2 separate regions of the Homo sapiens genome follow, and region 1 is linked to region 2. Evidence: chromatin contacts called from ENCODE Hi-C data. All regions are on one chromosome and are shown on one strand. The core of a region is the stretch at or near the end of the contact, and the rest is flanking DNA. Distances in the headings are between cores, read along the strand shown. Region 1 holds the start of CCNYL1 (cyclin Y like 1). Region 2 holds the start of ZDBF2 (zinc finger DBF-type containing 2).

Region 1 (2,700 bases), core at 46-2,545, 1.4 Mb after region 2:
AGGAAGTGACATTGTGTGTATATATATATATTTGTTTATTTATTTTTATTTTTATGTTTTATTTTTTTGAAACGGAGCCTAGGTCGCCCAGGCTGGAGTGCAATGGCGCGATCTCGGCTTACGGCAACCTCTGCCTCCCGGGTTCAAGTGATTCTCCTGCCTCAGCCTCCCGAGTAGCTGGGAATACGGGCGCGTGCCACCATGCCCGGCTAATTTTTTGTATTTTTAGTAGAGACGGGATTTCACCGTGTTAGCCAGGATGGTCTGGATCTCCTGACCTGGTGATCCGCCCGCCTCGGCCTCCCAAAGTGTTGGGATTACAGGCATGAGCCACCGCGCCCGGCCGGGATTGTTTTTAAGGGTTAAATAAATATACCACAGTTGGAACACTGTCTGGCACATAGTGCTTGCCAAATGGTAACTATTCATCTTCATGGAATCAAGACTGTGGTGCCCCACTGCATGGTTCTCAGTTTTGCGTGAGAAAATCGTGCTTTCTGTGCTGTTTTTAGTACAAGAAGAGAAACCTGGAAGTCCCTGCCTAGAGGAGAGAAACAGGCAAGAAAAGGGAGTTGGCGAGTCCCAGCATTTCAGAGTTGGCAGGGACGAGTTAGGTCCCTATTTTATGGATGAGGAAGTGGAAGGGTGACGTGTCCTCGAGTCTCATTCAAGACCCACAGCCACAACTCTTTATGGAGAGTAGGACCAGGGCCCCAGGGTTGCTATGATCACGTTGCAGGTGAAAACTAACGCTCATTGGAAGACAGGAGCGGAGCACTGAGTTACAAAAACAGTTAACAATTTGGGTGTAACCAAGTTTAGTGAGCAAACGAAAGCTGTCAGACTCGGAAGAAGAGTTGCTAATGGAGCGAACTCTTTACTAATAACGGCTTTCTACAGAGATCATTGACACAGCTTCCAGTTACAAATGCCCGTGCGCTTCCAGTAGGACCGGAAAGCTCCCAGCAGCCAGCGATGAATGAAAACCCGAGTCTGGGATAGCGGCGTGAGGGGCTGGGCAGCTGCCAGGCGGGGGCGGGGCAGCAGGTCACGTGCCTGGCTTCGAGGCGGGCGCCGGAGGGGGAACTCTGACCATGATTGGTTCCTCCTAACCAGGTGACCGCAGGTCGCGTTCCGGTTGGCAGGCACCGGCCAGGGCCAGCGGCCTTCAGTCGGTAGGCGGCGGCGGAAGGAGGAGGAGCTCCAGCCGCGCTCTCTCCCGGCAGTGGCTGTGCTTCACAGCGCTTGTTGGGTTCCCCACCCCTTTTAAATAAGCCGGGCTGGTCACCGCCCTCGCAGACGAGTCAGCTTAAGGGAGGCGGCGGCAGCGCGGCGGTGGGGGTGCGGCCGAGGCCCGAGCCCTGCCCGGGGCCGGGCCGCGGGGCGGGCGGGCGAACCGCGGGCGAGGCGGCGTCTGCTTGCGCGGTGCAGCCCCAGCGTAGCCCGGGGCTGCCGGTGCCGGCCGCGCCATTGTTGGGGGAGGGGGCGGCTGTTGAGGGCGGCGGAGTAGGGGGCGAGCGAAGGCGGTGGCAGAGAGGAGCGGAGGCTTCCCATGGGGAACACGCTGACCTGTTGCGTGTCCCCCAATGCCAGCCCCAAGCTGGGCCGGCGCGCGGGGTCGGCGGAGCTGTACTGCGCGTCCGACATCTACGAGGCGGTGTCCGGGGACGCGGTGGCGGTAGCGCCCGCTGTGGTGGAGCCTGCCGAGTTGGATTTCGGAGAGGGCGAGGGCCACCACCTGCAGCACATCAGCGACCGCGAGATGCCCGAAGGTAAGGAGGCGGCGGATGCCATCCGCCCTCGGGCTCACCTCTGCCCGCCTCCTCCCCCAGAGTCCCCCGGGAGGCATCCGCCGCCTCGGGCTCCTTCCTGCCGGTAGCCGGCCCCGGGACGAAGGCTGGTTCTGCCTCGCGTCCCCACCCCTTATTCTTGCCCTGCTGCGTCTGGCCAGTTTCTTTTCCTCCTCCTTACCGTAACGCCCAGTTCTTGCTCCCGCTTCCCATTCTCCCAAGCCGGCGTGGGACCCTCTAGTCCGCCGCCCTTCTTGTTTGTAGCTCTGTTCATTGTCTGGTGGGACTTTGCTAAGACTTTTGGGGTATATTGTTTTCCTTTTCTCAATGGAAACTCAAATACCTCAACTTCGGAGTACTCATCCCATTCCCTCCCTTAACCCATCCAGATGGTACCTAAGTGAAGGAACCAGGTAAGGGTCTGATTGTTCCTTCCTCCCATCCGTGAAGATAGCTGATGCCCGCGACAGTTTAGACCCAGATGTTTGAGGATTTCTTATCTAGACTCAAAATAGAGGTTGCCATAGGAGACACTATATGGTATTCCTAATAGGTTAAGTCGGCGTGAAAGAAGCTGCTTTATTCCTTCCAACTATAATTTGAACACAGAAAGAAAGAAAATGGGGGGAGGGGCGTAAAATGACTGTGAAGGGTGTGAGAGGTTATTACCAGGGGTGCAGACAAGTTGTTTTTTTGAGACGGAATCTCGTTTTGTCGCCCGCCCAGGCTGGAGTGCAGTGGCGCGATCTCGGCTCGCTGCAACCTCCGCCTCTCGGTTTCAAGCGATTCCTCTGCCTCAGCCTCCCGAGTAGCTGGGATTACAGGCGTGCGCCACCACGCCCAGCTAATTTTTGAATTTTTAGTAGAGACGGGGTTTCACCATGTTGGTCAGGCTGGTCTCTAACTCCAG
Region 2 (2,700 bases), core at 9-2,508:
GGAGGTAATGACAACCAGGTCTGTACTGCCACCCGGTCAACGAGAGTTTATAAGATGCATCTTGATTTCACAGATGTTAAAATGTGGGGAAAAACATGGCTTAGCATCTGTGAAATACATAATGTCATGGTGCTTCGATCAATGTATAGTGGATTTTCTATAATTCCAAAGTTGGGATGTGGAAAAAACTTGCCTTAAAAGAAATCCGTACTTTTTGGTATGTTAAATCTAAGGGAGGTTATAAATCGAACAGTTGCAGGAGCCCAACTTTAAAGTGAGAGAAAGATGTAGTGGGGGAAGAAGGAGCTGAGAAATACAGAAAGAATAAAAACAATGGACGCAAAAGCAATAGGCAAGTTTTTTTGTTGTTGTTCTTTAAAGGGACAAAATCACAAGCTTACTAAAAAGGGTAACGACAATTACAGCTACAGCCAAAGAGCAAAGTAGCTCATTTTAAGATTATTTTTACATTAGACATAAGCTTTGCAACAGGGCCTCTCTCCATTTTAGTAAAATTGGTTTAGGTGTTTCAGAACCTTCTTATCGCAGATTATAATTTCATATTCAGTAGTGTGATTCATTTAGGTTTGTGATCTCCGTTACACTTAAACTGTTTTTGCTCACAACTATATTCGTAATGGGGTAGCGCAGTGAATATAATTGCATGACCTAATGTTGTTTGTTAATATTTGTAACCCTTTAATGTGCAGGATAGATCTTTGAATACCTAACTTCCTTAAGCCTCAGTTTTCTCAATTTGTCAAAGGGGGACAATAATAGGATTCATTCAGAGTTACTCTGAAATGAAATGCAATAATGTATAGAAACCTTAAACGGTGCCTAGCACAGAGCAAGCGCTCATTGAACAGCAGCTTTTGTGAGATGCACCTCACTATGAAATAGGCATGGAAACGGAAACGACTAGCTCTCTTAGCCCCGTTTTCTTTTCTACATTCATACGTTGCTTTGAATTGGCAAGCAGTTTTTATTTGGACCCTCAAACGCTAAAACCTTGGTCTCTACTTCGCGTCCCAACTGTGCTTATGAGTCTAGTCATTTTTGTTGGAACGCGATAGATTTCCCAAGCTCCGGAGTGGGGCCCTGACCAGGGAGGAAGTGTCCGCTTTAAGAGCTTCTGGAGGGGAGGAAGGGGCTCCTCCGCCCGGGTGGGAGAGTGAGTGAGTGGGTGGGCGGGCAGGGGGCGGTCCCGCCGCTCCTGCGTCAGAAGGGGTCTGGTTTTCGCACCTTCCCTGACGTCAAACCTCCATCAGGGTTGCAACGCCACGTTGCCTTGGATGCCTGCGTGAGTGGAGTCGCGACTCGGGGCCCGCGTCCTGAGAGACGCGCTCCCGCGCCGCTTCTCGCCTCCGGACCGCAGGGGCCGAAGTCGCCTATTTCTGGCTCCGCGGGCAGCGGGGCCGTGGCGCTCGGACGGTCTGGGATTCGGGCGCCGCCGCGGAACCGGAATAAGAAGGGAGAGCGCCCGGCTCGGTCCTCGGTCTCCACCGCGGCCCGGAAGGAATCCGGGCAGCCTCCGCGGAGGTGAGTGCCGCGGCGGGGGCGGGGCGCGGCCGGGGCGACGCCCGCGGGCGGGGCCTGCTCGCCGGGCGCCCGGGGCGCCTTCTTCCCGAGGGACGCCAGGACCGCTCGCTGGGCTCCCGCGGCCGCCTCGCAGGTCCTCGGCTTCCCCCCACCCCGCGTCCCTTTCTGCCCCTGCTGCGTGAGAGGTGTCGGCGGCTCCGGGCCGGGATCGAGGTGGCGGGGCGAGGGAAGGAGGTGGGGCGCAGGCTGCATTGCGCTTCTGTCCGGGGCCCTGGGTCAGAGGGGCCGGCGGACGAGGCCTCGGGTCCGGGCTTGGGGAGGGGGCGGTCTGCGGGGTCGGATTGAGGGCCGGGAACCCGCGGAGTCTTGCCCCTGGGCACCTGTGGGGCCGAGATCCCGAGCCACCTGTCCACACACCCCCTTCCCCCAGTGCCCTGCGTTGGGTCCAGCTGGCCCCAGACCTAGGCCTTTCCCAGCCTCGGGCGATTATAGTTTATTTGAAAACGTTTGATTTTTGTGTTAATGATTCTTTTACTACCGCCGTGCAACAGTTGTGTAAATGTGGTCGTGTTACGCCATCGTTTTTACTTGCTCCTAAGAAGGGCCTTACCAGCTCCTGCGATTATCTCACGCGATGATTCTTGGTAGCTCGTGAAAAAAATGCATAACAAGATACTGGTTCTCAAGGGACCAAAACCCCACCCCCACCTAAAGGAAATAGCTTGTTTTTGTTTTTCTTTTTTACAGCAATATGCTACGTGTGGGGAGGGGGAGGGACGATGGAGGCAGCCTGTAGCGATCTCATCCTCGAGAGAATCTGCTAACAATTTGGGGGGTATCTTTCCTTCCTTTTTAATTAATACACAAACATATATACGTGTGTTACATAAGGGGTGTTTATTTGCTTTTTTCACTTAATACGTGGAAGACCTTTTCTCTATCGTTTGAACCTAAAGCCTAGAAGGCAAGAAAGCAACTCGTTAGAGAGTTGATAAAGTATCACTGCAGTGGCCAGTGATTTGGATAGAAATAAGCTGAATTCAGGGTAAGAACTGGTTTCTATAAAATATGGTTTACTCTGCATAATAATTGGAGGCAGTGTTTTTTCAAACTGAGTTTTTTCAGCCGGTTCGTGAATGGTGAAATTAATTTAGTCAT

The links. Hi-C counts contacts between places; a loop is a spot of excess contacts on that map. Pooled maps may share reads with other maps.
Region 1: a pooled map shows a loop between it and region 2 (10-fold over the local background). The contact joins the promoter of CCNYL1 here to the promoter of ZDBF2 in region 2. A Hi-C loop is called at or near these places in 6 of 50 pooled maps.

What each region holds. Positions count from the first base shown.
Region 1 is chr2:207,710,345-207,713,044 of GRCh38, forward strand. It overlaps CCNYL1 (cyclin Y like 1), which reads left to right and starts at 1,296. Exons shown (of 10, transcript NM_001330218.2): 1 at 1,296-1,772. The coding sequence starts at 1,553. RefSeq lists enhancers at 488-687, 698-747, 1,100-2,096 and silencers at 968-1,417, 1,838-1,947, 1,960-2,119.
Region 2 is chr2:206,273,405-206,276,104 of GRCh38, forward strand. ZDBF2 (zinc finger DBF-type containing 2) reads left to right here and starts at 1,259. Exons shown (of 5, transcript NM_020923.3): 1 at 1,259-1,542. RefSeq lists silencers at 1,154-1,213, 1,494-1,953 and an enhancer at 1,617-2,116.